2 separate regions of the Homo sapiens genome follow, and region 2 is linked to region 1. Evidence: chromatin loops called from intact Hi-C (ENCODE). Cell type or tissue: lower leg skin. All regions are shown on one strand. Each heading gives the region's core, and the rest is flanking DNA. Links, peaks and the distances in the headings are about the cores only.

Region 1 (16,579 bases), core at 3,286-11,285:
TCCAACTGGGGAAATTGTGCTGCAGGGAATTAAGAAAACAAAAAATAAAACTTGCCAGTGTTAAATAGCTAATTAATGGCAGAGCTGAAAGTCAAATCCAACATGGCTTAATTCCAAAACTTATGTCATTTATACCACCATCTACAAACTTGAGTAATCATTGCCTTTATCCCACTTTCACCTCTTCAACTATATTTCTTCTTGACCCATTTAAATACCTATTCCACATGTGTTGAAAGAAAATCTCCCCCATTGTTCAGTGATAGATTCTGCTTTTCAATTTCATGTTCTTTTCATTCCACCACTGGGTAGTATCTGTAAAAGAGGGACAGGTCACTGAGTTTCCCTCCAACTCTTCATTCTGTGGGCAATCTAAGATTCATTCTGTGGGTAATCTGAGATGGCCTCTTTTCTTCATAACCAAGGACCTATTTATACAACAGTGATACTTTCTCATATGAGAATAAGTAGATTGTGACAAAAAAGAAACCCTTTCAAAAAGCAGAGTGATTAATCCAATATTGTGATCAAGTTTGTATATTTCCTGTCCATTAATTTGTTTATTATCTTTTTTAAAAGACACATTATGTCTATTTAATAGATCGTGTTTTGTAAATGTCCATTTAAAATAACAGCAAGCAGCGTTTGCAATTGTTTCTATTCATTTTCTTTAAATTAAAATGAAATCTGAGTGTAACTGCCAGATCCCCTTAGAACCCTGAGTAAGTAAGATTCATGATGTCAACAGACACTTAGGTTGTTTCCATAACTTGACTATTGTGAATAATGCTTCGATGAACATGAGAAAAAAAAAGTTTCTCGGTTTCCTTTTTATGAAGATGGTTAAAAGGAAGACTTAAGCTTCGAAATAGCTGCCCATCTCTTGTTTTAAAAGGCAAGTTGCTGGACTTGATCTGAGTGAAATCAGATACTGTGTTCCCTCCCTTGGATGGATGATATCCTCTGAAGTTGCTGATTGTGCGCTATAGCAGAAAAAACAATCTGCAGAGTACAAGAACCTAGAGTAGGAGAAATAGCCCAGACCTCTCTGCTTGATGAGACTTTTATCAACCATGTGGAACCACTTTAGGTTACTCAATCACTGCAGCACTGAAATATTTTAAAATTCCCAGCCATGTGTTGCCACACACTAAACACGGATTCAGCAAACCTTCCACTGTGGCATGGTCGAGAACCCCAGGCTAAGGATTGACAGAGATTCTGAATTTGCAAACCAGAAAGAGCAGCACTTCATCACGGCTTCAAGAAGACCCCTGGGACGGGAGGGCCTTCTGCTTCTCTTTCTTCCTCTCTCTGTAAGCTCCCCAAATGCGTATTTTGGTCACCTGGATAATCGTTTAGTATATGTGAGATTCTCTAACGTTGCATTTAATGAGAATCACATCAGTTGTTGGGGGAGCCTGAGGAGAGCTAGATGACCAGAGCGAGGCAGAGCTCGGGGCGGGCAGTGCAGTCCTTGAGGACGGTCCACACTTAGACAGAGAATGATCCTTGCCTGCTTCTGGTCCAAGGAAGTTGTCACTCATGCTAGACAGAGCTGCTTTTCCTTCTGCTGATATTTTTATTTAGGGCAACAAGCCAGTCCGAACATAGAGGCTTTTAAAAAATGTATCCCTTTGCACAGACAGTTCCTCTTCCTGCAACACTGTTCCCACCCACATCCACCAGTGAATTTCTTCCCATTCTGATATGCAGCTCAAATGTCATCTCAGGGAAACAGTAGTTCCACATCACATCTCTTCTGTGCTCTCTGATATCCCATGTATGTCTGTGTTAGGTGGAGTTGTAACTGTTAATGTCCACTACACTGCCAGCTCAGGGATGGCTCTGTCTGATTAATTTCTACATTCCTAGGAGTCAGCACAGTGCCTGGAAAAGAGAATTCTCCAAGAAATTATTAACTGATAAATTAGTGGTTGAATGAATAATTGCAATTGAGAAGTTATTATCTGCTCTGTGTGTGTGTGTGTGTGTGTGTGTGTGTGTGAATTACCAATCTACCCTTCTGCATGAAAACCCCACACCTGTCTGTATGTAATCATCTGATGGACATTTATATCTGTGTGTGCCACAGGTCCCCAAACCCAACATAACTAAAATTGCTGCATTCTTTAAATTCTTCCAGTACCTCTCCTAACTTAATCCTCCTTCTCTATTTTCTAGTTCAGCCATTTGTCTATCCCACACTCTACATTTAGGGTCATCATAAATTTCTTCCTCTCTTTTCAAAAGTGCAATGTGTCGTTAAACCTTCATAAATGGCTTTTCTTTTCATGCCCTCTTACATTCTGAGATAACTTGCTTACAGTTTCCAGGATGATTTTAAAACAAAATTTCTGGCCAATCTCCTCTGTTTAAGCAACAAACAGACAACAGTCTTTGATGGATGTCTGTGGCCTGTAATCTGAAGAGACTAAAGTTCTGTGATGGTAACTCAGGAGCCAGTGGGAGGGAAGTCCAGAGACCAAGTGTGCAAAGGGATGTTTCCTGACCTCAGAGTTCGCAGTTTTCTGAGATCCACAGGTTGTGTACATGGGTCTAGCTACCCCAGAAACCCGCAGAACATCTCTTCTACGTGGGAAGAAGGAGCAATGGCAGCTCAAGACCACAGACGTGAGGGCAAAGAGTGCCTAGGATCACTGGGCTACCCACATCACATTCCAACAAGGCACACACTTTGCCAACAGACCGCTTCTCTTTCCTCTAGAACGTGTCGTCTGAATTTCATCCAATATGTCCATAACTTTCTTCTCATCTCAGATTTAGACAGGGCCTGTAAATACTGATCATGCGCTTTGCGTACTTGATAAAATTTAAAGGTACAAAAGAGACTCTGCAAAGAAATCAAAGTATTTCCCTTAGCAAGCTCTGTGTGCAGGAATTTTTAAATTTATAGTTAAATGATTGAACCATGACTGCCCCAACCCATTTCATCATTCTTCAAGGGGTAAAAACACCTGTAACTGCCACTCTGGCTTTTAGAGTGTTTTACAGTTTACAAAGAGGTTTCAGATGGATCAGCTCCATATATTGTATATTTCTCTAAGGAAAGAAGGCCTCAGATGACGATTTTCATTTAATAGAGGTTTGAAAAGAAAATGGAGGCTTCTAGAAGGTAAATGTTTTGGCCAATGCTACACTGCTAGCATGCAGAGAGACAAGACAAGAAGCTAGACGTTTGGGTTTCCACAATTCTTGGTTGAATCTCACTTTCTAACACTAGGTACACTAGGTATTCACACTGTCTTGTTTTTGTTTTTGTTGTTGTTTTTAGTTTCCATTGTTTTAGAAACATACCTATTGTCTTTGATCTCTATTCTTCAAGATAGAATTGGCTTATACAAAAGTGTTAGGGTGTGTAAAAACCTGGCTCAAAATCATATTCTTGTATCATATTTGCTACATGACATCGGATCATTTATTCATCATTGAACTCCAGTTTTTTCATCTTTAAAAGAGAGCTATGACAATCTGCATCCTAAGGTAAGGCTTGCAGGGTACACAGTGAGAACACTCGGAATCTCCACATGCATCACAAATGCCAGCTGTTGTCTCTGTAATGGCAACTCCTGCCCGACAGGCCTTGAAGTGATCCTTGTTCAGCTAGTTCCTAATTTGTGGCCTCTTGCTTTGCATTTGGGCCATAAACTATGGCATTCAGGTCCTCAACAGGGGTTCCATGTGATATTTGCTTCTGGGTCTGCCTTATGTGGACAGTAAGCAATTAGACTTAAGCCTAAGGAACAATTTTGCTTATGCAATATAATTAGAAGCCATCTCTGTTTTTTCCTTTGTTTTTTGTTTTTGAGAAAGAGTCTCACTCTGTCACCTAGGCTGGAGTGCAGTGGCGCAATCTCGGCTCACTGCAACCTCTGCTTCCCAGGTTCAAGCAATTCTCCTGCCTCAGCCTCCTGAGTAGCTGGGATTATAGGTGCCCACCACCACACACGGCTAATTTTTATACTTTTAATAGAGACGGGGTTTCACCACGTTGGCCAGGCTGGTCTTGAACTCCTGACCTCAAGTGATCCGCCCTCCTCGGCCTCCCAAAGTGCTGGGATTACAAGTGTGAGCCACCGTGCCCAACCTAGAAGCCAACTCTGAATGGTGTTATAATTAGAGGTATAGTTGAGTTTCATTCAACATATATTTATTGAGCACCAGGCATTTTATACATAAAGATAAATGAAGCAAAGTGTCCTTAAGCATGCATGGTATATGAAATCAGGAAGATAAACATGTAGATAATTGCAGAAGGTGTGATACATACTCTATGTGCACACAAAGGCTGTGAGGACAGAAGAACAAAGTGTAAGTAGCTATGCTTGGTCGGAGGAAGGGTTCAGGGAAAGCCACATGGAAGACATAGCACTGGACTGGGACCAGGACTGAAAAGATGATGTTGCCTTGGCAGACAACTGGAAAAACATCATAGGCAGAGAGAAAAATGCCTAAAATATCTACCAAGGTGTTTTGCAACCAGTTATGACCCTGATTCTGATTTTCATGCTTCCTACCTATTTCACCTTGGGTAAGTGACTAAACCTATCAATCATTTAGTCTTTCTTATTTGTAAATTGATTCTAATAACACCTTTAAAAAAGGTATTGACATTGACATTACATTGTGGGATTTCACTAATCTAATGCTTGGTGTATAGAAGGTACTCCATAAATTTCAGGCCTGAACTAGCAGAGAGGCATGGCTTATTCATGGAATGCAAAGGACAGGAGGAGGGCAGCATAATTCAGTGTTTTAATGAAGGTGCCCAAGGGTAAAACCCCTGGGAATTGAACAGTGTGCAGCATGAGTAGATGCTGATGTCTGTGAAAGAGACATCTTTCACAGGTTTTGTGGTGGTGTGCTTGTTTCTTGTTTAGACCGTCAAACTGAATCATTGTGGTGCCTTTCTCCCCTCTCTCCAGACAACTATTCCCTGTTCATGCTCTTGAGGACGTTATCGGGTTTTTTGGAGCTGAGATCTCTCGCTTCAATGTATGTGGTGGCCATAATTTTCTCAGCATAGCAACCTGTCCACCAGGACAGTGTCCCGTTGCTGGGCTTTCAGCAGCACAGTGGATAAGCTCTGCAGTTGACAACCATCCACCCTGGCTTAATGTTTCACATGACTGAGGTTGTACTGGGGAAGCCAAATTCCAAGAGGAGTGAATTATGTACAACTGTTCCAAGAGCATCTGTTCAAGCTCCCGTTCTAGGGCCCCGCATACTTAACTCCACACTTGTGTACCCAGCACACAATCGTACTTTTGACCCTGGAAAAAATCATCCAGCAGACAACAGGCGAAATAAATATCTCTCACCAGGTACCTAATGGAAAACAAGCGGGTGGCTCATGTTCACTGTGCAGCTATCTTTATTTTTAAGGTCTCCTGAGCAAGAGGGCCAAAGTCCAAACTTCCCAAATTCGTAGTATTAAGTTACTGTTAATAGGACTGCATTTAAACTACTGCACTTTAGGCTGCCCCTCCAGCTCGTGGTTTTGTTTTTTAACTCCGGGCTTGGGTTTGGAGCAACAAGGTTAGCCACCTGAAACAACAACATTTGCCTAATCTAGTGTGATCTATTTCCCATGCGAAGATTGCTTTCTGTGTTATTTTATTTTTAAAGGGAGTTAACATTTAACGTACACGATAGCTCGTTCCTGTCGCCCTGAATGGCTCTGTTTGTTTCAGCACGTCTCTCTACCATGCTGTTGAGCCCCTCATTTCTTAAGGTTCAGGAAACTCTAAATATTAATGAGGGCCAAAGACCCATGCATTTGGCAACTCCTTCCCCACCACACACTCCATTAACCACAATATCCGAAGGCATTTTGTAAGTTGGGAAACTTGACTAGGAAAAGTATAGCACCATTGCAATTTGGAATAATGGCATTTTTTAAAAATGTCATTTATGCAGAAGGAATTGGTAGAATTGGCTGGCCAATAGTTTATATGAAGCAACTCCAAAGATTTATAGAGATGAGTGGTTCTCAAAGTGATCAGCGGTATCAGCATTGCCTGGGAAACTTGTTCGAAATGCCAATGACCAGAGCCTACCCCAAATCTGCAGAATCATAAACTCATCAGAGAGTCTGAAGTGGGGCCTACCAGCTGGTGACTCTGATACTTGTTACAGTTTGAGAACTACTAACATAGACATAACCTCCTACCTCGTAGAGCCGTAATAATCAGCATTAGGGAAACACAAGTGTACTTCAGGGAGCTTAGGACTGAGGCCCAGACAGTCCTGAATTCTATTCCCAGTTCTGCCACTGAATAGATATTGACCTTAAGTGTGTTTTGCAATATATCCGGGCCTCCTATTTCTCATTTATAAAATTATTATAGAAATGCATTCCATTCTACTTGACTCCTTGAGTTTTGATGCTATTAATAATAAATAATACATTTAATAATATTTTTAAAAATATTTTATTTTAAATAATAAAATGAATATTGCTCAAAGTGCTTTGAAACATTGAGAGGGCTTCCCATGGTGACCAACCTGTGGCAGCGCTTTATTGCAGAGATCTCCTTAGTTAATCAGTCTCTCCAGGTATATGGGGATTTCTGAAATTCCAGACAGATAATCTTATCACAGTGCTAAAGTATTCTGTCCTATAAATGGCAACAACAAAAAGCCATTCATTTCAAGTGGTTAGTAGACCGATAAAATGAAGGAGGTGTCAGTGGAACTTGAAGGATGAGTTTGGCAAGCAGAAATAATAGCACGTCCTTCTTGGAGCCAAGAGGGAGCAACCTGTGTTAACTAATGACAGAGCTGAGGATATATAGAGCAGAAGGAGTGCATGATTGTGCATAAATGCTGGTGCATGCATGTGTGTGTGTGTGAGAGAGAGAGAGAGACAGAGGAGAAGTAAAAAAAGGAGGACAGTGGCAAGGTGGGAGCATGCAGCTCCCATCTGTACCTAATGGTACTTTCTCCTTTAGAGAGTACTGCACTCCCCTCAATCCTCACCCAGGCTGTTAGGTTGACACAGGAGGAAACTGAGGCCCAGAGGACATAATTTATCTCCTTCATTGATACTGGCATGAGAAGAAGCTGAGGCAGAAGCTGAAGGAATGGCCACAAGAGCCAAGGATGGGCAAGGAGGACCTTGATGCTTCTCATCCTGCTGGGACCACTGACCACATGTGGACCTCTCTGCAACTTGAGCAAGGGAGTGTCAGCCTGGCTGACAAAGACATAAGCAGAGCTGGCCAGGGCATTTCTGTGCATGTTCATCCCAGTCTCAGCAGAGAACAGTTTCAATCCATGGTAATGCTCCAAACTTGGTCCCCCCAACACTTCCAGACACCCTTGCTAAGTCAAACACTAAGAGATGCTGGACAGTATTTATTTTTGTCTCTCTGTCTCTATTTATTCTTGTTGAAATAATAATATTCCAGTTAGACCATTTAAATAAAAATTCTATCTCCATGATCTTCAATACATAATATTTTTCGCAATCTTTCCTTTTATTTCTTGTCCACGGTTTTTTTACACACTTGTAATCATAACACACATATCCTCTTGACCCTTCTTTTTTTATTGCTATTATGTAATAAACAATTAGACTTGTTGCTATGGTGTTTCCACGTTATTCATTTTAATAGCTACATAGTATTTTATTCAGAAAATGCACCATAAATTATTGAACCATTTCTGTTTTTTTAGTTGAACTCCCATTTTGTACTAAGACATTCATTGTAGATATATACAATAATGCACTCCATGTTTACTATGCCTTTTGGTACTTTGGTTAATATTTATTTCCTGTTATGTTTTGATAGAATTTGGAAGGTAAGCATCCTATTAAAAATAGGACGCTCGTTGTTATCATAAGAAGTTCCACAAACATTCCGAATACTGTGATGTTCTATTTATATCCATCTACTCAAATACATGGACACTCGGCTCCCTTTTATGGAGTTTTGTGCATTTTGCCTCTTCTCCCTCTCCCTTCCCATTCTTCACTAGTTTAATCTTGGGAGTCTGACATCTTTGCTTAAACACCCCCCACACACACACCACCAGCAGTTTGCTTCTTGTGTCCTGTTTCTAGTCAAAAAGGAGTTAGATTGCCAGTTTTCTTTCTCTGCTTTTCACTTTTCCTGTTCTCTTTTTGCTATAATAATTGCCCATCCCATTCCTTTCTTTTTAAATTTAGCACTTGATTTCATCACTCATATTAAATATTCTTTTCAAGCATTTTCCCCTCTATTCTGTTCTTGTTGTTAATGGATTTAGGGAAATGTGGGAGTCCCTGGAAGGAAAGAGCACATCAGGGCAGCATGAAAGATAATTACAGGCCCCATGTCTGAGGTCGCATTCTTTACTTTGGCCACTATTAAATGAGCTTATTTACAACCCTCAACTTTATCCCTCTCTTTTAAAGAGACGCATATATACATTAAATGTAATACCCTCACCCCCAGCTTCATTTAATTTTACTACCAATAATATTCCCTTTTCAAGGTGTTGGGTCTACCATTTACTTGTTGAATTTTATTTTGTAAGCTGTCTCAATTTAGTTTTTGAAAGGAATGGAAAAACAAAAGAATGGACGTCTACATGATCAAATGCACATAGATTTCACAGTGAAAAAAATCATCGAAAGACCTTCCATGATGTGGCAACTCAGATACAATTGATCTTTAAAACCCAATTGAACAGAATGCCTTAGTAATTATTATTCAGAATACCAAGGCCCTGGCCCATGGTACAATTATCAGAAGCTCCATTTTTGATATTTACTGCATGTTAAGAGAACTCTCTGGAGAGGAACTGAAATAAAACAGTCTCTGGAATCACTGACGAAAGTTTCCCCTAAATGTCTGCTACATACTCAATGCGGATGAGCTGTGGTCCTTGTCATGCCTTCTCACACAAGAGGAAAGATGGTAGAATGGGAATTTCTTCTTTTCCTTGAGTAGCAAAAATTGGCCTGCTATTTACCAAACCCACTCTCTTTTTCTCCTGAGCACACAACTAGGAGACATTTTCAATGTTCCCTGAAGTTAGGTGAGGTTACATGACTGAGTCCCGGCCAATGAGATGTGTACAGAAGTGGCAAGTGCTACTTCCATGGTGGTCCACAATAGTCGATTACATGTCATTTCCTATGCTCTTTCCTTTAGTTTCAGATTCACCCAGATGCCTTGGATAATTTGTTTTGGAAAACATATATTGAAGATATCAGAGCCACAGTATGACAGAAGACTAGGTCCCAGAATCACAACTGGAAGGAAAGTCATGCACTAATGAAGAAAACAATTCTTAAGGCTTATATGAGCTGAAAACAAACTTCTGTCATGTTGCTGCCTTTATCCATTTTTAAAAGATGTTTGTCATCAGTAGTGCTACTCTAATAAAATACATCATGAGCACAATAACTTAAACTGGTCTCATTATAAATCCTAGATCTCCTATCATCACAGTTTAAATCCAGACTACTGGTGTGGAAAGGTATATAAATGCCTTCCAGAATCTGAAAGGCATAATTTTGTTCACTTATTTCAGGTTTTACTAAGGATTCCATACCCTTGGCTTCTGTTGAATTATTTCATACACACTATTTTGTAAAGTAGATAGAAGATGTGCCTAGGATTTAGGGTTTTTAATGTCTTTCCATCTTCCCAGGATGCCTATATAGTAATCATTTAAAATACAAGACAATCCAATAAGATGACATGAAGCTTTCCATGAACTCGAAGAACCAATGAGAATAGATCTCTCTAAAATATTGGTGAACAAATGAATACTTGCCAGAGTCAGAACAATGAATTTTAATTGAATTATTGCACCCACCAGGCATTCCAGAGCCAAAGCACTTTTCCTTTTTTAAGTAACAATTTTGTCTTTTAAAAAGTGTATTTCTAGCTTGACATAAGCATGACTTTTTCTTTCATGTGTCATGTATAAATGGAGCAATTTATTTTCTTTGGACTCACAGAGTAAATCCTCATCTTTGCTTGTGCTGATGGGGTGCAGGCATGTGTGGGAGGAATTCTATGAATGTGGAGCTTTTCCCGTGGGTGCAGAGAGAGTTTGATGGGAGCTGATGAGGTGTGTGTGTGTTCTTCAGACTTATCAACCACCACATGATGCTGGAAGATGAGCCAGTGAATTTGTGGGTGTTGAGCTTGTTGGATATTCTGGATGCAGGTTTTTTTTTTTAATTTACTATTTAATAAAACCCAGCTGACAAGCTTTTTTTGTAAATCATGTTTATGAGATATGAGTCAGTGATGACATATGCATAAGCGATTCCAATGAAAGGAAAACCTTTAAGGCAAGTAGTCCTTGGTTTTGTGGGAAGCTTAGCCAAGCATGTTGCTCTAGCCTCTGGGGTGAATTCTTTCCTAGCTACAGTGAGACGAGAAAATCTTCAGAGCACATTCCAAGATGGGGCTTTTTTTTTTTTTTTCTGTGAGAAGGTGAAGACAGAGACCAGTTTGGTTTGGTGGTTGTCATTCCGACTTCCCACACTGTCATAACTAGGACATGGCTGTGAAAGAACAGCTTGAAGATGAAGCAAACCCTGTTCTAGTAGCCGGGGAGCCTTTGTTTAGTTTTAGTTTAGTTTTTTGTTGTTGTCGAAGCTTTTGAAAGTCTTCTCTGAAAGTGGTTCTGTGTAGTAGGGGGGAGAGACAACTTTGTTGTTTTCTAAGAAACAAACAAAAAACCTGCTTCTTTGAATCTCCCAAATGCAAAAGCAAAGATACTTTCCTTGTACCTTCCTCCAATTCCTGCCACGCATGTTTGGGTCTCATCAGACTTCTTTCCTTACTGTGCCATCCAACGAAATGTCATGGTCCTTGAATGGCTTTATTAAATATCAGATGGCAAATACGTATGCAGTCATGAGGCACAGGAAATAGCAAACCATCCTGATATCCTCTAAATAAGCTGAACATTTCACTTGAGGGAAGGTATTGCAGATATTCCAGATTGAGGAAGAGAACACACCCTCTATAAATTGAAACCTTTCATTACAGTTTTTTAAAATCTCATATTTTCATTAGGAACTGGAAATAAGATCAATTTTCTCTTGGGAACTATATTGAAAAATATAAAGAGACAAATATAACCCAGGCAGAGAGGAATTGATGGGCACTCAAGTAGGAAATTTTTTTTAAATAAAAACTTACCTGCCCATGGTATGGTTAAGCTTGACTCAACTGCAAAATGATTTTTGTCATTGTTAGATGCCATAAGGTATTATATTAGCAGCCTAACCTACATGAGAGATTGTATGACTCAGGAGTTCAAACAGATCATCAATATTATGGCTAGAACCAAGGTTTTTAACAGTTCAGGCTACTTTCAGGAAAACTCTTTCCAAGTGTCATATGTATAAAATGTTTGGAATTCTTATTTAATGCATTCTATTATTTAGAGGGCTTGCTTCTATTATTCAGGGGCTGAATAGTGCTTTGACTTAGTTATCTACAAAATGCAACTTAAAATACAAAGGAGGGAGAGAAAGACAGACTTCTGTCAGAGGTATCCTCTGCAGTAAAACCTTTGTATTTTACTTCCTAGAAGAGCCCAGGTCTTGATCTGAAGGATCTTGAACTGCCCCAGGCATGACTGTGTGACAAAGCAGTATATTAAAACAGTTGAGCATAACCACTGGAGAAAAACTGCTACTTTTTGCATGAGTTTTCTGCATCGAGTACAGCAGCTATATCCTACTCAGTTCTGAGCATAAAAGTTTAAAAGTGAAATTGACAATTTGGAATTTATCCAGAGAAGAGCAACTAGTATGTTAAGTATTATAAAACCAGAAAACTACTTCAAATGAGGAGATAACACTGAAAGAAAAGGAGACATTTAACTGAAGAAAGAAAACTGAATGGGGACCCTAATTCCGTTTTCAAGTATAAGGGAACTGCCAAGAGAAAGTAAAATTTGATGCTTTCTAGGTAGCTCCATAGAGTGGAAAATTAAGGAGATTTCAGTTGAATGATTATTTAACTGATAATTAAAATAAAATGACCTGTCTCATAAGTGACTTCTTATCACTGGAAGTAATCAACAGAGATCCTTGGTAATCCTGACAGGGAAGCTATAGGTGACATTTACAATGGATGAATGTGGTCAGATTGTTTCTATGGCTCTCTTTCTGCTCCAGCCTTCTGCAATTTCATAAACCATCTGTTGTGGCTTTTTCGTTGTTGTCATTTGTTTGTTTTTAAGACAACCCTATTAAATTGATGTAGAAGAGCCAAGATTAAGAGACTGACAAAGTTTATGCTGAAAAAGCCCTGTCAATGGATTTGATGACACGTAGATGTTACGTGATATAAGCACAGTAAGCCTTTCCTGTTCTCATTAGTTCCTCATACTGATTATGTCCAAGTTTCTCTGAGTAGGTAGCCAAACCATCATGAGCTTTGGAGGTTTTCTCCTTCTCACGGATGTCTTATTAAAAGAAAATTCACCAGCATCTAGCAGAAAAGTACTGTTTTCCGTATTTTATCATCTAAAGTGCCATACGACTCAGACATTGTATCACCGACTTACGCCTCACAAAAGACATATCAGGTTGTTACCATTCCCTTTTTGCAAATGAGAAACTGAGTCTCAGTGAAGTTGAGGGTCATCTGCCAATAGGCTTTTATGGAAGATATTTTGGAATGGAGAGAAAAGTCAACTTTCTTGTGTTTCCAGGATGTTACTTCAGCATGTCCACTGGATACCTAGGTATCCAGTAGGATACTACGTATCTGGATAGATCAAGGATACTGAGATGCTACGTATCTCAGCAGATCTGGTGGAGAATTCCTTAATTTACTGGAAAAGAAAGACTAAGCCAACAACTCTTTGTGAGTATGACAAAAAAGATTTATGTTTTTGCTGAATAATTTTGCCTGTGTTACCTACACATTAAGGATTTTATTCCTCAGTAAATCATCTGTAATAAACCAACCATGTAAAATTTCCTGTCACTATAATCTTGATGTCTTAAAAATTAATATCCATGTGGATTTACAAGTTTAAAGACTTTTTCAGATGAAAAGTCTCATTTTTGAATTATTTTAAATGCCCAAGAAATTTAAAATACCATCAAAAATATGAAATACTTGGAATAAATCTGATGAGAGATGTGAAAACCTTTGAAAATTGAGTGATTTTAAATATAATAATTGACAATTAGAGCTTTCTCTTCTATGATTGCCTAATTTATTCTTTGACTATATTTTTTGTCTCTTTTTTATCATTTATGGAAATTCATCATTTTGTCTGACATAGCCATTTAATTTTTTCCCAATTTTGGTATATCAATTTTCATATTTCATGTTATTTTTTGTCATATTACTTATTTTGTTTTTTAAGCATTCAGGTTTCAGGTCTTTTTTACAATGTTTTACCACACTTAGATTACACTTACAGAGCTTTATTTTATTGATTTTTCATAACAGTTTATAATTTTTTTGGAATTTAATTTTTAAAAGGTATTTTCTGAAATATCTTTTCAGTGTGTTTCGTGTACAATGTATTAAACAGAAAATCATTTTTCAGTTCAATTAAAATTTTATCTGAAATAAATTAGATTATCACATTCTGGATTTTATTTATTTTCACTGATCTATTTATGCATTTATATTCAAGTGCATAAATGACATTATTATATTCCAAATAACATGTTTAAACTTTGTGTTATTTTAATACATCAAAAGCACAAATCTTTCCACAGTAATTTCTTATATCACAGTTTTATTTACTCTGTGTTATTATCCCATTGCATTGGAATTTTAAGAACTTTTTATAGAAATCTTTGTCTTTTTCCTTCATCACTGAAAAAATGAAATTCTTATTGGAATTATATGAAAATTTTATGTATGTTTTGTTAAAATGAGCATTAAGATATCACAATTGTTTTCAAAAAGTATACATGTTTTCATTTCAAGAAATTTTATATTTTTCTATATAGGTCTTATATCTTTTGTGTGAAATACATTCTTAAATATTTTATAGCTTTGGCATATTTTCACAAAAAAAGTTTTTCGGCAGGGCACAGTGGCTAATGCCTGTAATCCCCGCACTTTGGGAGGCTGAGGCAGGCGGATTACCTGAGGTTAGGAGTTCAAGACTAGCCTGGCCAATATGGTGAAACCCCATCTCTGCTAAAAAATACAACAATTAGCTAGGCGTGGGCACTGGTGCCTGTTATCCCAGCTACTTGGGAGGCTGAGGCAGGAGAATCACTTGAACCCAGGAGGCGGAGGTTGCAGTGAGCCAAGATTGTGCCATTGTACTTCAGCCTGGCCAACAGAGCGATACTTCGTCTCAAAAAAAAAAAAAAGAAATTTTTCAGCTCTTTTTATAGCTGATTATTTCTAGGATTGGGGAAATCTATTGATATTCGTGTGCCTTTAATTCAGCCCCCACACCAAATTAATTTATTCAATCTAATCTTTTTTTGGCCAATCATTGGATTTCCAAGACACATAATCACATCATTAGAAAAAAATATTAATAAAAGGTATTTATACTAATTATTTAATACTGTATTATTACAAACATTGTACTTTACCAGGAATGTTGAATAATGGTAATACAGACAATAGACATCCTAGTTCTGGAATTTAATAAGAGCAGTTTTAGCACTCCTGTTGCTAGAAATATGTTTTTTGTTAGTGTGTGATAAGTAAACCTCATTATGTTAAATCATTTTCTTGTGCACATATTTTACTAAGATATCTTTTTATGGCTTTTCAATTTTATCTAGCATCTTCTTAGGATCTGTGAATATATGACAATATGATTTTATTCTTTAATTTGTTGAATTGTAGTATTTCTGATATTAAACTATTCATGGTTTCTTATAGTAAGTTATCCTGTAATAGTTTCAAAACTCAAGTTTCCAGGAGATAGCGCCATTTAGGAGCTCTCAAAACCCAATGTGATACTGTATCTACTTTTCTGTAACTTACATTTTTGTGGAACACTCTATTTTTGAGGTTCCGTTAAGTCCTTTAATTTTGCTATTGTACAGTAGTGTTTAAGTATCTAAAAGTTGAGGTGCGTATACCCGTTTGGGTGAAAATATAAGGCATTGTTTTCAAAATTGGATAAACATTGAAATCACCTAGAAATATATATTTTTTTAAAAGACAAAAATCCCAGTTCCTAGACTTTATCACAGATCAGTGACTTGAGAATATTGGAAAAAATAATCCAACCACCAATATTTTTGCATCTTGTTTTATGTCCTTCCATATCCCCATCAATGTGTAGTGTTGCCAAGTTTTTTGTTTGTTTTTGTTCTTGACAATCTGTTAGGCATAAAATTGTATCTCGTTGTCATTGTAATTTTTATTTACGTAATTACCAGTGGGGTTGAACATCTTTCCACACGTTCCTTGACCATCTGTTTATTCTCTTCTTTCAACTGCCTTTCAATTTCCTTCACGTATTTTTATTTTGAATAGCTTTTCTCTTCCATAATAATTTGTAGAAGTTTGATTTTAAAATATTCTGAATAATAAGCTTTTGTCATATATATATATATGTTGATCACATATTCTCTAATTATTTTAGTTTTTGTCTTCCTTTTAGTAGTTTCTTTTTAACACCAGAAGTTTTAATATTCAACTAGATTAAAATTACCACTCATTCTTTGTAGCTCTCATTTTGAATCCTGTTTAAAGAACACATTTCAAAATCTGAGACTATAAAGATGATCTCCAGTATTTAATCCTAAATACTGGAAATATTTATGAAATAAATAAATAAATATGGTGTAGGGTGGAGATGTCTGTGGTTTCTTTTCAATATGAATAACTTATATTTCCCTGTTCACTTAATTTATATAAGATTTAACATGTTTTATTGAAAACATGAAATGTTTTAGCAATTGTGGTGTTCAAATAAGCTACAGCAATATTTCACTGTATGAATAATAATTTTTGTATTTGGTAGATCTAGTTCATTGACATTGTTATGTAGCTCAAAAATCATTTTGTTTATTTTTGACAACTTTTTCTTCTACATACGTTTAAAACCAGCTTCTCTGGATTTTTGAAATATTCTTGGGATTTTTTTCACTCGTTTTGAATTTCTTGGTTACTCTAGCAATAATTGCTGATTTTGTCTTGGGGGTTCTTACATAAATTTTTAAAGTTCTCCATTTATTAAATTTTCTTTAATAAAAATAAAGTTTAAATTGAAATTGAAATAAAGTTATAATTTCTTCCATAAAAATAAAGTTTAAATTGAAATTGAAATAAAGTTATAATTTCTTCCAAACGCTCACATACACTGTTTGTTTAGATTCATTCCTAGATGACTTTTAAAAAAATATATTATTGTAAATGGGACTATCATAAAAGTTTCTCATTATATTATTTTGGTGATATATAGAGGAACATTTTGAGTTCTAATCTACCAAAATTGCTGAACTTTGAAAAAATTTTAATAATTTATATGAATACTTTGGGTTTCTTTAGGCAGATAATCACATCAACTGCAAAAAGTTGTGATTTTGCTTTTTAATTTCCAATTGAGGTGTGTCCTACTTACTTCCTTTATTTCACTGTCTAAG
Region 2 (16,579 bases), core at 5,277-13,276, 310 kb after region 1:
ATTTTCTTCTGCTCTGCCACCTCTGAGACAGCAAGACCAATCCCTCTTCCTCCTCCTCCTCAGACTACTCAACATGAAGACAATGAGAATGAAGACCTTTATGATGATCCATTTCCACTTAATAAGTAGTAAATATATTTTCTTTTCCTTATGATTGTCTTAATAACATTTTCTTTTCTATCACTTACATTATTGTAAAAATACAGTATATAATACATATAACATACAAAGTATGTGCTAATTGGCCACCTATATTATCAATAAGGCTTCTGATCAACAGTACACTATTAGTAATTAAGTTTTGGGGGAGTTAAATATTATATGCAAATTTTCACCTGCCCAGGGGAGTTGGTACTCCTAATCCTCACATTGTTTAAGGGTTAACTGCATGTTACACAAAGAAATGTGTATACACACACATACAAATACATTGCACAAAGGAAAAGCTGAGCATTAAAAAATCAAGTTACAAAAGAACACATTTAGTATGCAGCCATTTATATCAACTGTCCAAAATAATACCAGATATTTTATTAGCGATACAGACATACATTCATAAAAGTTAATGGAAATTAATCTGAATAATAAATGCCTAATCCAGGTTATTGATTACATTTGGTGTGGGATTCGAGAGCAGGGAATGCAATGAAGGGAGAAACCATGCGGCACTTCAGTTAAACTATGTCTTAAGCTGGTACATGGCCATATTCTTTATATATTTTTACATGATAGAAATAATTATTTCAATTGTTATTAAAAATATGAATACTTTAATAGTTGAATTATGCAGATCCTTACTTTTAAAATGAGTCATTCAAAATTGCAGATAATTATTATAACTGGGGCCTAACGAAACTTGGGAAAATATTGCCCATGATTTTCTAATACGACACAGAGGAAAGAGAAGGAACATGGAGAAGGAATTCCAGAATTAATCTTTGAATTGGGGTAAAAAGGAGAAAGAATAGACTGTGGGGAAAAGTGATCATTTCAGACCAGTTCATGTTGAGCTGGTGAAGTCTGTGGAACAAATAAGCTATTTGAGTTGTGGTCCAGGGTTCAGAAAAAATGGGAAGTACTTATTTGGTTGTCATCTGCAAAAACATGGTAGTTTCAGCAATGGGAGTAGATGAGTTTCTTTAAGAAGAGCACATGTAGAGAGAAAACTACTGTAGTTTGCAAAGGGGCTTGCCAAGAAAAGGAAGTTTCTCAAGAAGGGGATGGTCAACTCTGCCAAATGCTGCTGAAAGATCACATAAGAAAAATACTGCAACAGCACTCAGCAATATGAATATGTCAGCCTATTTTAGAACATAAAGATACAAGAACCCTAAGTTACCTTCCATGATAACTTAATTATCAGAATAAAGGAAAATGAGAAGCTGTATTGGAAGCAGTCACCTCAACAGCCACGCGGTTGCCCCAAACTCAGAGACCTCATAGAAAAATGTAATTCAGCTGTACTCAGACTGTTAACTGACTCATGAAACCCACCTTCTCTTTTTTCCCAACATCTTTGCCTCCAAGAAGACAGGATTTATCATTGACATGGGTTTGGTTGCTACTATCCGACATGGATGGTTACTGCCACATCATTTTTGATGTTTTGACTTCCCTCATGCTTTTTCTGGTAGCTCTTCACTAACTTCTAGGCCAGTTAACCAACACCAGGAAAGCACGGTAGGTTTCATTTGATTCAAGGGTCATAAACTACAGAAATATATGCAGCAGAGAAGTATTGCTTGAATTGCCAAAGGTAGTAAGAGGTATGTGACAACAGCCTGTACTGTTTCCTTACTTTGTCATCACTACACTTTTTGGAACGACAGTTCTTCCAGTCTTGAACTTATGCCCCACTCTTCTAGTAGATAAAACAATCTTTTCTAAATATACTTCCTTAAAAAATTTCCCTTTAACCATCCATGTATAGAAAAACGCTAATTTTAACACTTTATAATTATTGCTAATTTGAACCTATTTTAAAAGATGAAGTGATGTGTATCTATTTCATAACATGAAGCAACTTTATTTTCTTACACGTTTCTGAGCATAAAAGCAATATTAATATTACTTTTTGAGTTGGTAACCTTGAACTACAAGTGAAGAGTTTTGAATTAATTTCTGTGATTGCCTGAAATTGATGAAGGAAGACAAGGGAGACACTCCAAAATTTGACTTGAAAATTATTTTGGCTTACAAATGCAAATGTGTGCACTATAATTTTTAAAAATAATTAGAAAATATTTTAAAATCCATTCAGAACAATAATTAGTATCTATTGCACCTTAAACCAATAATTAATTTGTTTTTCCAATTTGGCCATGCTGAATGAGACCCATTGCTATTCAATTTATTTTAATATAACTTAAAATAACCGTCTTGGTTAATGTTTTATTGATTTAAAGTATTCATTGTAATGTTTTCTTTGTTCAGTAGTTGTTTAGTCATGTGAAGACATTATAAAATGTTTTTGAGCCCCTTCATCACTTCCTTGCAATCAAGTTTCTTGTGTTCATCTTTGTGCATGTGGCATAGAAGAGCAAAGCGTTTTTCTTTCAGATTTCCCTCGAAAATCATTCTTCCTATCTTTGAACAGAATATAGATCTACATTGATAAGCCTATATAGAACATTATAGATCTAGTTCAAGTGTGAGCTGAGACCCAGAGAACGTAGTCACTGTTTTAATTATATGTTTGGGGAGATGATTCTTCCCCAGTCTAGATGTTTCCTTCCATGTGGAGGAAGTTCATTACCTTTGCCAAAGGAAAGAAATATTAATGACAGTTGTTAAAGACATTAAGGAAGACTTTAATCAAGTAGTAACTATTGTGATAGGTATAGGAACCCCTGTAAGCGTGCCTTGCAGTCGGGGAGAGAGACTGGGCTCAATTCCCAGTACCAAAAGGACAGTTGAAGACTTACAGCCAAGGAGCTGGATGGGCTATAGTGAATGGAAATCTAAGAGAAAATATCAGCGGTCAGGGGAATTTGGCCAAAACAGGCTTGACAGGATTATTGTTGAAGGCAGGCCTGGATGATAGCATGCCCAGAAAGGAAAATAAAAAATCTGATCAGCTATCAAAGGTAGTTAGACAACAAGGATGGAAGATTTTCACTAGACAGACACAGCATGATTCCTGCTAAAACTGGATTCTGCAAGGAAGGCTCAGAGGAGCCAGCTTAAGGTTAGGCCAAGGAGTTGATGGTCTTTGTCACCTTATCACTCCTGGCATCTCCATTCTTCTGCTCACTCTGTCCCAGGAAAAGGCAGTTGAGCTATCAGATTGGTGTTTGAAAACTGAAAAGAGACATTAATGTTTTTCCATTTTCCTCTTTATCTTGGGAACAAGGAAACTCAAAGGCACATATTTCTTTGTTACTGGAATCGAGACCTTGATAAACTCACTGGTCTATTGTGGCTTGTCTAAAGATAGATGAGACCCACTAATTTTGATATTTACTTTCAGAAAGTACATTTGCGATCTTAGGCTATAGTGATCAACATAGTGACGTTTTGGTCTCTGTCTGACAACACCTTGCCTTATTTGCCATTAAATTTAGAACGAGAGAGTAAGAGAAGACTGCTTTTTATTGGAACCCTCCAAAAACACCAACAATAATAATACTATTTATTGAGACTTTTCTACATTCCAGACACGATTCTAGATCTTTGTAGATATCATCTCATATATCTTTGCAACAGTCCTAAATGGCAGGTATATTATTTAGCACTCTTTAAAGATGTGAAGACTGAGCCACTGAGATGTTAGATGTAAGGAACTAGCCTTAGATCACAAAGCTAGTAAGACATAAAACGGGCATTCAGTTTAACAGTTTTATTCCAAAAATCCACATTTGTAACACTATTCTGCATTGATATTTTTCTACAAAAGTAAAAAATTTATAAAATGGGACTTCCCCTACCTTAGCCAATTTTCTTGGTATCAGAACACCCATGAGTTTTTACAAAATGCAATAGTTCTTGCTATATGTGTTTTCAAGCTAAACACAATTCAAATGTATAGATACATATTAGATTAGATTCTATGATTGTTAGGCAAAGATAAAAGAGTAGCGCAATATCTAGTGGAAGTGCTTATTAGAAATTGAATGTCAATCAGAAAAATGGAGATGTTATCTAGGCCCAGTATGTTATTCAACCTCTTAAAATTTTTGACTCTAAATAAGGTTTCATAGGTGGTATAAGATCACAGTACACATAAAGCCAATGAGCTAAGACTAAAGATAATACACTATACAGTATGCATTGGAGGCCTTGGAGTTGCAAGAAATGATATGCTTCCCACAAACTAAGAGTTTTACTTCTTAAATCAATGAATATTTGATTATGTTAGATATATGCTGGTACATCCAAATAAACCAAATGATTTCTGGGTTTCAAATAGGTCTTTGAAGGCATATAGAAATCTGAAAGGTTGTTAATAAATGGGTGTGATCAACTTGGGATGTAGAAAACCTGGGGGCCTGTGGTGGGCAGAGAAATTGAATTGGGCAGGACTTATCCCATGTGGCTCAGGGACTGGGGATCACCAAAAAGAGAACATAAAGGTCTAATTTTCCCAGCCATTCTTTCTGCAAAGAGGAAATGACCTTTAAAGTTCTAGCAGACAATCATTTCCATGGTCACAATCTAAAGCCAACTATACTAACAGCAAATTATAATGACAAAGTATGGTTATTTTCAGACATTTTAGATCAGGACTGTTTATTCTTTAGTTGCCTTTTCTGAGTGAATTACTTGAGTTCATATACCATCCAAATGAAGGTGAAAAATAAAGCAAAGAAAACATATGATGGAAAAAATGATGAGATAACTCAGGAGTTCAGCAAACTAAATCCCAGGAAGTTAATTGCGCTGTAAGCTTGGAAGGCAACCAAAGTTAGAACAGAAAATGAATGGGCTCCAAGAAGAATGTCTTCAAGATGAAGATGAAATAGAATCCAAAGAATAAATAGAATGACTAAGAAGCTAGATAAGATAGTGATTTAGTGGCACAGTGAAGAAAGCACATATCTCTTCTCCCATCAAGAAATAAAAAAGAATCAATTAAATAGTCTAGGAAAAACAAAGCATTAACAGCAACAAAAATATAGAAAGCCATGACCCAAATATGAAGCAAACTAAAATGTAGCATGATTTTAAGACATTTATTAACCATAAGTAAAAGGAATCCCTTTACCCTGAACAGTAGAAACACTTGCTTTAAAGTCACACAAATCTTAACATCAGATCCATAGAAAAAGAAATGAAGTCAGCACAGTTCGTGGCTTTGCAGTGAATCCTATTTCACAGTCATAATGACGTAAATGCTGCTTATTCATTTTTAGTTTTTAGAAAAAAGTGAACAAAACCTGGACGACTAATTGTTACAAATCAGAGTATAAGTGTCATCTAAAGTTGATAGAGCCTGGGAAGTGCAAGAGAATAAGGAGAGAGAGAGAGGGAGGGAGATACAGAGACACTTTTGTGGCCTTTTGTGGAAATTCAGTGGTAAGCCAAGAGATACCTGTCTCTTTTTTGCTTTTTAATTTTGTGTTGTAAATACTGGTCAATTATATTTTGGTTTTTTACATTTTCTCAAAGAATGTATCGATAAAGTTTTCTGCTTATTTTTAAATCAAAGTATATACTTTGACAAGCATTTGAGTGAATAAAAACTTGGGTGCTTTCACAAGCATTCAAAAGCTTTATCTTCAGAGGTACTCAAATCTGCAAGATCATAAAATAGAAATTTAAGTGGATGATTTAAAGTTATAAAGGCAACCAAATGTACTAGTTAAAATTAAACTTATCTGCAAGCAGCAAAGACCCCAGATAGCAGTGGCTTATGCAAAATAAAAACTTATTTCTCTTTCATGTAAAAACCTGGCAGAAAGAAGTCCAGAACAGGCCTGGCAAGTCTAATTTACAAAGTCCTCAGGGACTTAGATTTATCTCGTTTTGTTTCTTTGCTGCGGGAGTCATCTCTCACAAGTTTACTTTATTGTCCAAAATAGCCACTTGAACTTCAGCAATCATGTCTGCATTCCAACCAGCAGAAAGAAGGAAAGGATACAACAAGAACCCACACTCCACATAAAGTGATTTTTTAAAGTCCCTAGAAGCTGACACACAGCTTTGATTCTTAATGTTATTGGCCAAATCTTGGTCACGTGGCCACATCTAGTTACAAGGAAAGCTGGGGAATGTACTTATTCTATAAATCTAAATTGTGTTTTATTTTATTTATTTATTTTTGAGAAAGGGTCTCACTCTGTCACACAGGCTGGAGTGCAGTGGTGCAATTATGGCTCATTGCAGCCTTGATCTCCCAGACTCAAGCAATCCTCCTGCCTCAACCTTTCAAGTAGCTGGTACTACAGGCATGTGCCACTGTTCCCAGCTAATGATTTTTTATTTTATGTAAAGACTAAATCTCCCTATGTTTCCCAATCTGGTCTTGAGCTCTGTCAAGCAATCCCTCCCTCCTTGTCCTCCCAAGGTACTAGTATTTATAGGCATGAGCCACTGTGCCCAGCCCAAATCTAAAATCTAAAAAAAAAAAAAAAATAGATCTAGATTCTGCTGTGATGATGTTTGGGAACAATTAGCAGTATTTGTTTCACAAAAAAAAACACACTAGAAAAAAATTTGGAAAAGAACTGAACACAGCATAGTATAAGTGATATTTTCAGCTTTCCTAGGACCAAGTCATTGAAGTATGCAAAAAGCTGCTAACTCAAGAATAAGAAATATGGAGGTGAACATCAGAAAAACTGAAATCGGAAATCGCTTTTAAAAATTATCTCTGGTACAGTAGAATTTAGGGTTAGTAAAGAAAGGGACTAATGCTTTTCATTATAAGCACATTAGCACGTAATATTTAAAAAGTAAAGTTTATAAATGAAAAAAGAAGGAAGTCTTTATTAATATTATCAAATGCTATAAACAACCCAGATAAGAAAAATCGCCCATGGATTTGATGAATAAGACATGGGATCACAAGGCCTGATGCCTACCTCCCTGCAGAGGGGTGAGGAGTAAAGGAAAGGAAACTATTGATTTAGATCACTGGGTAATCAATCACACCTTTGCATAGGAGATATGATTTCCAGTCCTTCTTCATCTTGTTTTCCCCTTTCTGGAATTTCTTTAGTTTGTGAATATCTACGTCATCCTCCAACATTTAGAACTGAGCTGACACAATATATGATCTGTCCACCAGATAATGGGAAAAACTATAACTTACCTTATTCTGAACTCCTACTGAATAAATACCTATGAAGCAAACTAGGTTTGCCCTAACGTTTTGAGGACGTACACATTGTGGCATACTTGTTCTGATCATAAACACACACACACACACACACACACACACACACACACAGACACACATACACATACCTCTCTTCCACACACACATATACATATGGATTTAAATCACATGGGTATTACTTGTTTATTCTATCAAGCAACAGAATGCAAAAATGTTCCAAGATAATAATCCACTCTCCATTCATTTTCATTCTCACTCCCCTTTTTAGCTGCTATTAAACTCCCAAAATGGAGATTTCTGTGTCAAAGTATTTTTGTATTTTTAATTTTAGTACATAGTCTTTTTTTAAAGGAGATACGGCAATTTCCATTCTCACCAGTATAAAAGTGCCCAGCCCTATTCATCCTTTTTATATTTTTGTCAGTCTGAGGGTTAAAAATAGCACATTTTTTCTTTAATTTATATTTATCTGACTAGTAGGGAGAATGAATGAAATGTTATATGTATGCTGGTCATTCTCATTTTCTCTCCTATAAATTGTGAAGTACTTTGTCCATCTTCCTATTTGTCTCTTTTTCATCAATCTCCAGGAGCTCTGTGTAACAGAAAAACAACATTTTTTTCCGTCATCTGTGTGGCAGATATTGTCCCTACCCTTTGTTGTTTGATGTTTTGTAGTTTTTCATAAAACTTATACATATTCTTGTTCCTTTTTAAAATATAGAATTTTTCCTCTAATTTTAAAAAGCATCTGAATGAATATAAACTTGGGGATGCTCCACAAGAATTCAAAGGCATCATCTCCAAAGATACCCAAGATATCAATGGATCTCACTCACAGGAACAATAAGGAGTTTATATCATCATCTTGTGCGACAGTGGAATCAGCCAAGTCTTCTGGGCCACTGACTTCTGTAATGTGGAGAGGACTGAGGAGTCAGGCTGGCCTGCAGAGCACTCATTTAAAAGTTGAATAACTCACATCTGAAGTTATAATCACCCAATCTGGTCGTTCCACTAATGGTATCCTCTTGTGTACCAAAGGCAAAGGTGACAAACGGAATGAACGTGCCCTTGTCTTTAAATCTCACCTTACAAACAACAATAGTGAATTATTTTATGGTATGCTATAGGAAAACAATCTCTGAAAAATGGCATACATTTGTATTGCATTTTTAAATTGCTTTCACAAAAGATTCATTAATCAGTCTTCCAGAAATAACAGTGTATTTCATCATCTGCAATCCTCAGATTTAGAAACAGATTCACAGATGTGAGAAGTGACATACTACAAATAAAACAAATAAGTGCTTAAGTTGGACTAGGACCCGGCCACAGGCTGCCTTCCAGACACTAAAATTTCTACCTCGAAATTCTATGGATTAAAAGAAAAGGAATAATTAAATATCTACACTAAACTCTAAATATTTTGAAAATGCACAATTCTAAAAGCAGTACCTAGTGGGGGCTTAGAGTTGGAATACTTCTTCCCGTTGTTTCTTCTTTCTATGTAGATTCCCCTTCTGAACTTAAAACTCACGTCACCACAGTTCTTCTCGGTGTTTGATTGCAGATGCCAAAGGTGTCATCAGATCTGGTTAACAGATGCTTTGACTTTAACTTTCAGTGGGATTGGCATCAAAATAAATGTGGTAACCTTTCTCCTAAGGTTTTGTGTTTCACCTAGTGTTCTTCTTCCCCTTGTCTGAAAAATATTTATTGACGACAGAGCCCTAGTCTCTGAAGATAATAAAAAGTTATCTAGGGAAAGAAGAAAACAAAGTAAAATACTCTGGTTTATTGTTGAACTGTTGGTTCAAGTTTTGTTTCAACAAAGACCATGGAGGATGAAGCAGGAAGTCGAGGAAAGTTCGCTCTTGGGTATGAGCAGATGCGGGACATGTGGAGCCCTGTCTTGGCCACTGACTGATGGGGCACACACCTTGATTGCTGATGAATGTGGCAGAGGTGACGACACCATTGCTACTCTTTATTGATTTGTTGCTATGTTCTAAGATTTATGCATTATGTGGATTATCTCAATTAAATATTTACATAACCTGGGCCTGGCATGGTGGCTCACACCTGTAATCCCAGCATTTTGGGAGGCTGAGGTGGGCAGATCAGGAGTTTGAGGTCAGGAGTTTGAGACCAGCCTGGACAACCTGGTGAAATCCCATCTCTACTAACAATACAAAAATTAGCCGGTCATGGTGGCTCCTGCCTGTAGTCCCAGCTACTTGGGAGGCTGAGACAGGAGAATTGTTTGAACCCAGGACACAGAAGTTGCAGTGAGCCGAGATCGTACCATTGCACTCCACCCTGGGCAACAGAGTGAGACTCCATCTTAAAAAAAAAAAAAAAAAAAAAAATTACATAACCCTAAGAGGCTTCATGGGCCCATTTACAGAGTCACTGTGAGGATAAAGAACAGCAAAGCACAAAGTGACCTCATCGGGCCATCTGTGCTAGGTTAGGCCTTTGCACATAATTAAACTTCGATAAATATTGTAGTGGTATGAATGCTGGGGCAGAATAAAAAGGGTACTAATTGAAGAGTCCATTAGAGCAAAATGCAAAGTAATTTGGAATCTACAATGGAAATGTGATCTTTGCCTAACCACAGTTAAAACTTGGTAGTGGTAGCTGAAGATGATTTTTTAAACAACAACAAAAAAATGAATTTGAGGTAAGAAACTCATTATACAAGATACAATCATTTTGGAAAGAAAAGTATTATTTAACACATCTCCCCACGTGATATGGTTCCAGATTGTAAGATGACTTTTCTGTGTTGGAGTTCACTCAAAACCCATCTTGGGTACAATGTGTGTACAGATCTAATTCTAAAAATATCTCTTTGTATTTTGAAACTTATAACTAGTCTACTAAGTGGGGTAAGCAGGAGTGGGGAGAGTTTCAAGTTTCTCATTCTCTTGTTGCTTCTAGGAGAATTGCTACAATGCCCATCATTTTTATCTCTATTATGCCAAACAGATAATATTTTTGAAAGGCTCCAGGAAATTACTTGAGCGTAGGATTATTCAGGGATCACAATCAATGAACTTTTTTTTTCCACATTTGTTACAAGACTAGACAGTTTCATTTCTGAACAAATATTCTGACACCCTTGAAGATGCTTTCTGACTGATGTGCCCCACATAAGATCCTGAATCTACTGCCAGATGAAGGAAAGCTCCATTGGAACAAAAGGGCTGTCATTACACAGCCAAATGGCTTTTTATGAAGCCAACCTATATGCAGGTTTCAGGGGGAGTCTGTGAGTTTCTTTTTCTTGCAGGATTGTCTTTGTATATTTCACAGTGATTTCAGTAGAAATGCAAATCTAGGATGTGGCATGGAGGTACCACTCAATTAAGACAAAGTTCTCCTGTCTCTCAGATGGCTTTATTTTGAAGAAAGTATAGAACAAGCTGTCCAACCCATGGCCTGTGGGCCACATGCGTCCGGGACAGCTTTGAACGTGGCCCAACACAAACCCGTTAACTTTCTTAAAACATTATGAGATTTTTTTTGCGATTCTTTTTTTTTTTTTTATTTTTTGGCTCATCAGCTATCATTAGTGTCAGTGTATTTTATGTGTGGCCCAAGACACTTCTCAATTCTTCTTCTTCCAGTGTGGCCCAGGGAAGCCAAAAGATTGGACACCCCTGGTGTAGAACAGATCAAATCCAACACACTCGGACAAATATGTACCAACTTACACAGTCAGAGAAAGGGTTTGCATTTGATTGGTTAGCTTTACTGAACCTATTGTGTATGGGAAGTATACTGTCAGATGAGAGCAATTTTTTTCCATAGCTAATATTGACAGCAGGGAAGAGGCAGCCCTGTTCACTTACCCACAACCTCTTTTCTATTAAAAAATTTCAAGAAAAGTTCTAAGAAAAAACAGGACTCTGCCCCCTGGCCTCTGAAAATTTTGGACTGATATTCTGTGCTCTCTAACACATGTGACCACTTAAATTTAAATTAATTAAAAAAATAAAATTTAAAATTCAATTCCTTAGACTAGGCACATTTCAAGTGCTTATTAATTACATATGGCTAGCAGCTACCATATTTCACAATACAGATCTAGAAAATTCCCACCATTGTGGAAAGTTCTATTGGCAATGTTGGTTACAGATTAAGCATTTTGTGAGCACCAACTAGGTCTGCTGGCCTGCCAAATTTTGGGCTCTCTTAACTCCCTGCTGTTACCACACTGAGACAAAAATGAGAAGATCCAAATGCTTAAAATCAATTTAAGATTTTATTCTTCAACTATTCCCTACTAATCAAAATTTCTATTAATTAAATAATCACTTAAAGTAGTCTATCAACTAGAATAACCATATTGGACTATGGCACAAGAAAAGACATAAACTTTTCTTGTGTAAAGCCATAGATATTGGACTTCTTTGTTACAAAAGTGAGCCTGTACTAAGTAATAGAGAAATCGGTCTTGCAACAAAAACTAAAGTATGTGGCATTGACTTAGCAATTAAGTAGTAGGCAGCAAGAAAACCAATATCAGAAAATAGAAGGCTAAAGAAGCCCTTTGATTTGGGGAAAAAAATTTAAAACTCTTTCACTGATAACTGGGAAGGAAGAACAAATGCCTCCCAGACTAGATTGGAAAACAGGTCAATGTTGTCTATTGCATTTTATTGGCTGCACTTAGCAAGGTATTAGAAGAAAATCTTAAGTTTGGATCAAAATTGCTTGGTATGAAAGAATGGAATGAGATAAAGTTTTTGAATTTGAAGTTTGGTACAAATTTTAGCTTCTAGACCTAAAACAGTAACAAAAGGTAGGAAAAGTGTTTTCAGTAACAAATGTCCATTAAAGCACAGCCCTATGTTAAAAATCAAATTAAGAGTGTGATTTCCACTAAAGCTCATTCTCACAGATAGACTCAGGGTAGTTCCATTAGGTTTAAAGAGAAAGGTTAGTGGACCAGAAAGCCAAGGTATACATAAAGTTAAAAAATTATTCTAGGAATGATGTATAGCTATTGTCATAAAGAGGCAACCGTAAGGAAAAAGATGAGTTGCCTACCAAGCATCTGGGGAAATTGGATTGCCAAAGAAATCATAAGCCTAAACAATGAATCAACTAGTCCATCAATCAACAATAAATAAATGCCTTTGACCATTTGAGAGTTAAACAACTTAGGGCCCCCATATTCCACTATCAGGAGGAGAGCTAGGAAGCTTAAGCTGCCTTCAAGGAAGGCATATTCTAAAACACCTCACATGAGGCAATGGAGAAGAAACAAACAATCAACAAAGAAACTCCCACAAGCAGATTAAAATGCCATGATTATAAAAGGACAAGGGATTTCTCCCAGAGAGCAGAATCAAGGTTCACGAAAGAAACTTCCTCTGCTTCCATAGTAGAACACCTTCATGGTGCTTGTTTTAGTGGGATTTTACAAATGCTATGCATCAGTGTTAGATGTGTTTCTCCCATTTTTAAGTAACAATCATTATATCCTAACCTTGATCTATTATTAAACTTTGGGTGTGGGTTGGGCAGATGTCTTTCCCCTGGTTTTTAGGTTGCCAAGCCACAAGACGTGCGAGTAAGATCTGAAGGAGGAAACTGCATACACCCCAGAGATCCTGGACTTTGAGCTGGATATCGTTGAATTAGTTTGATAGAATTTATATTGTCTCACCTTGAGAGGGGTGAGTGTGAAGAAAAATGCAATGGATATAGTATTTGGTGATTAAATTGGTGAACTGTGGCAGAGATTTTAAGTGCCCATCAATCTCCATGTGCTCCTTTTTCTGGCCATATATCAAAGCTGCATATCCCAGCTTCCTTTGCACTTACATGTGGCAATATGGATAAGTGCTGGCAGTGGAATATGAGTAGAAATGATGTTCATTCCTTTGCAGGAAGGGCCCATGAAATATCATCCCGTCACCCATCTCTCTCTCTCTCTCTCTCTCTCTCTCTCTCTCTTTCTCTCTCTGTCTCTCTGCCTCTGTCTCTCTCTCTCTCCTCATCAGCCAACCGAATGAAGAAGACTCTCAATCTCAGCATCTAGAAAAGGGTAAAATCAAAATGCCCTGGGTTCCAGAGACTTCTGCCCTTCATCAATATGATGAAAGAGAGATAGAAACTTGCCTTGTGTTAAGCTGTTGAGACTTGGAGGTTGTTTTTACAGCAGTTAGTCTACTGTGAGTAATATGCCAAGAATTGTTACTTCTAGTCCACTGAAAATAGGATTCTTGTACTACGCAAAATACTGACATGAATCATTTAGGGATATGGGTAGAAAATAGAGGGTGTTTCCCCCTACAGTTCCTAATATTAAGTTGCAGGAAAAAGAGAAGGGGATGGAGGCGTTCTTGCCCCTTTTATTAATTCACTCAAAGTAGAAATTGTGGACCCACAACCAACATATCTTTCTAAAAATTTTTTTTGAAACAAAGAAAAATAATTTTTTTTCTAATTTTATAAGAGCCTTAAAATCAAGCTAGCATGGTTTCTAGATAGCATTAAGTAGTAAGTTATAATCATATTCCGTGTTCACCAGCCCATCTCAAAATGCAACCTTTCAATAAAGTACACATAGACCTTGAGGTCCTTTTACTGAGAATAACCACCATGGTCCATTAATCTCTACTCTTCTTAAAAGAAAGAGAGTATTACATGATGGTGTCATGGGTCTCAGACCCTACCTACCAAGGGGATTTCCCTAAGGGATTTTCAGATGTAATCACTTGTGAATGTCCCATGGAAACGCAGTTCAAGTAGTCTGTAAGAACCTAGAGAAATTGTTAATGTAATTAGAATACCTCCCTATCTGACTAGACATGGTGGTTCACACCTGTACTTCAAGCTCTTTGGGAGGCCAAGGTGGGTGGATTGCTTGAGGCCAGGAGTTCGAGACCAGCCTGGCCAACATGGCAAAACTCCATCTCCACTAAAAATACAAAAATTAGCTGAGTGTGGTGGCATGCACCTGTAATCCCAGCTTCTTGGGAGGCTGAGGCACAAGAATTGCTTGAACCCAGGAGGCGGAGGTTGCAGTGAGCCAAGATTGCACCACTGCACTCCAGCCTAGATGACACAGCAAGACACTGTCTCAAGAAACAAAAAAGAATACCTCCCTATCTGTCCCTCTTTATTTTCTTTCCACCATCAATATGACTACATACATAATGGTGCAGCTGAACTCCTGGTTGGATGGAATGTTCTTGAAAAGTATGTGATTTGGAATGCACCAGTTGTTTTCCTGAAAAGAAACAGCTTTTCACCTTGGAAAAAAATTTCTTTTGTCATGATTCTTAAAAATCAGGTAAGGAAAGGCAAAAGGATGTGACAGTAGGTCCTGACAGGGTGTGTTGCTGCCAATGCTGCAGCCATGTGGCTTAGGTTGTTTGCAGAAACTATTAATCTCAGATACCAAGCACAAGTACAGTTGGCTGAGGCTGATGTTATGAAAGTGTTTTTGTCCTCTCTCAAAGACCAGCAGTGGATACAGCAGGGATCTGGACATTCCAATAACAGGGAAAGCTGCACTGGACAATACAGAGGCAGTTTTATACAGTGACACTAGGACAAAACAGAAGCCATGGCAGCTGAAAACTTGAGACCTGCTCTATTTCATCAGTTGTCTCACTACATGGCAGTTAGAGGGAAGAGTAACATCTTTGGACTAAGCCCATACGTTTCATGGAAAATTTAGGGAAGAAAGAATTCACAAGAGACAAGTATTTTACTCTCTACTAATTTGGCACATGAGATCATGAACAGGTTTTAATTCAAAAAAATTTAAAAGATCTCATTTAAATCCCATGTGAATGACATTGGTCACACCTGGTATACAAAAATAACTGATATTACATGAATTATAAGGTATTATGCCAGTGAGTTTTCATGTATATGATTCTTTACTTCTTTGTTAATGAGATAATTGAGATTCAGAAATGCTAATCATCTGGGGCAAAATGTCATGCACAGTAGGTGGCTGTATTAGTCTATTTTCATAGTGCTATAAAGAACTGCCTGAGACTCGGTAATTTATAACAAAAAGAGGTTTAATTGACCCACAGTTCAGCACGGCTGGAGAAGACTCAGGAGACTTACAATCACAGTGGAAGGTAAAGGGGAAGCAAGGTATCCTCTTCACAAGGTGGCAGAAAGGAGAAGGGCCAAGCAAAGAAGGAAGACCCCCTTATAAAAGCATCAGATCTCATGAGAACTCACTCACTGTCACAAGAGCAACATAGGGGAAACCATCCCCATGATTCAGTTATCTCCACCTGGTCTCTCCCTTGACACATGGGGATTGTGGGGATTATGAGGATTATAATTCAACATAAAATTCTGGGTGGGGACACAAAGCCTAACCATATCAGTGGCCAAGTGTAAACCTAGTCTTCTGACACTAGAGGCCTGTCATAGTGCTCTGCCCATGAATATGCTGCCTCTCTGTGCTCCTCTGCCCTGTGTATTGGCTCAGAATGTCATAGTCTCTTATCACCAAGTTAGTAAAACCATCATTTTTTCTTGGGATAATTCTATGTTGTGTTCACATGCCTGAAATCAGCTGCTTTGTGGTACAGAAGTTAAATACACCTTTGTTCCTGGACATCCGAAGGACCCAGTGCAGTGGAGTGACCACAGCTTACGTTAGACAAAGGAAAATAATGTAACACTACAATGTAGAGATTAAATGTTTCACATGGTGGAATGACAATGTAGTAGGTGCTCTTTGAAAAAACTATCATAGTTTTTATATTTCTGACAGTATGATCAATTAGATACTGATATGGTTTGGCTGTGTCCCCACCCAAATCTCATCTTGAGTTGTAGCTTCCATAATCCCCATGTGTCTGTCATAGGAGGGACCCAGTGGGAGATAATTGAATCATGGGGGTGGTTTCCCCCAAACTGTTCTTATGGTAGTGAATAAGTCTCATGAGATGTGATGGTTTTATAATGGGAAAGCCCTTTCACTTGGTTCTCATTTTCTCTCTTCCCTGCCTCCATGTAAGATGTGACTTGCCCCTCCTTGCCTTCCACCATGATTGTGAGGCTTCCCCAGCCAGGTGGAACTGTAAGTCAATTAAATCTCTTTTCTTTATGAATTACCCAGTCTTGGGTATGTCTTTATCAGCAATGTTAAAATAGACTAATACAGACACCGTGAGTGTTTATCATGCAAAAATAACTCAAACTGATGAAAACAATGTTTAAGACAAGGTTTTCAAAGGAATCACGAACCTGGCAAGAAAGTAAAGAATGCACACATGCTAAAAATATTGTGAAAAAATA

What was found. Peaks named below come from ENCODE experiments on the same cell type or tissue, not always from the same donor. Only the 100,000 strongest peaks of a DNase experiment are listed, where the experiment ranks them.
Region 2: a loop joins it to region 1, with 7 times the contacts of the local background. A loop is called at or near these places in 2 of 110 quality-filtered maps.

The regions. Positions count from the first base shown.
Region 1 is chr2:12,528,563-12,545,141 of GRCh38, reverse strand. The region is part of intron 4 of MIR3681HG (MIR3681 host gene); the gene reads right to left. Among named protein-coding and RNA genes, the nearest start is that of TRIB2, 180 kb to the left of the region's middle. In lower leg skin, for the core only: no CTCF peak of the experiment used is centred there; no DNase peak of the experiment used is centred there.
Region 2 is chr2:12,225,039-12,241,617 of GRCh38, reverse strand. All of the region lies in intron 3 of MIR3681HG (MIR3681 host gene), which reads right to left. Among named protein-coding and RNA genes, the nearest start is that of MIR3681, 34 kb to the right of the region's middle. In lower leg skin, for the core only: no CTCF peak of the experiment used is centred there; no DNase peak of the experiment used is centred there.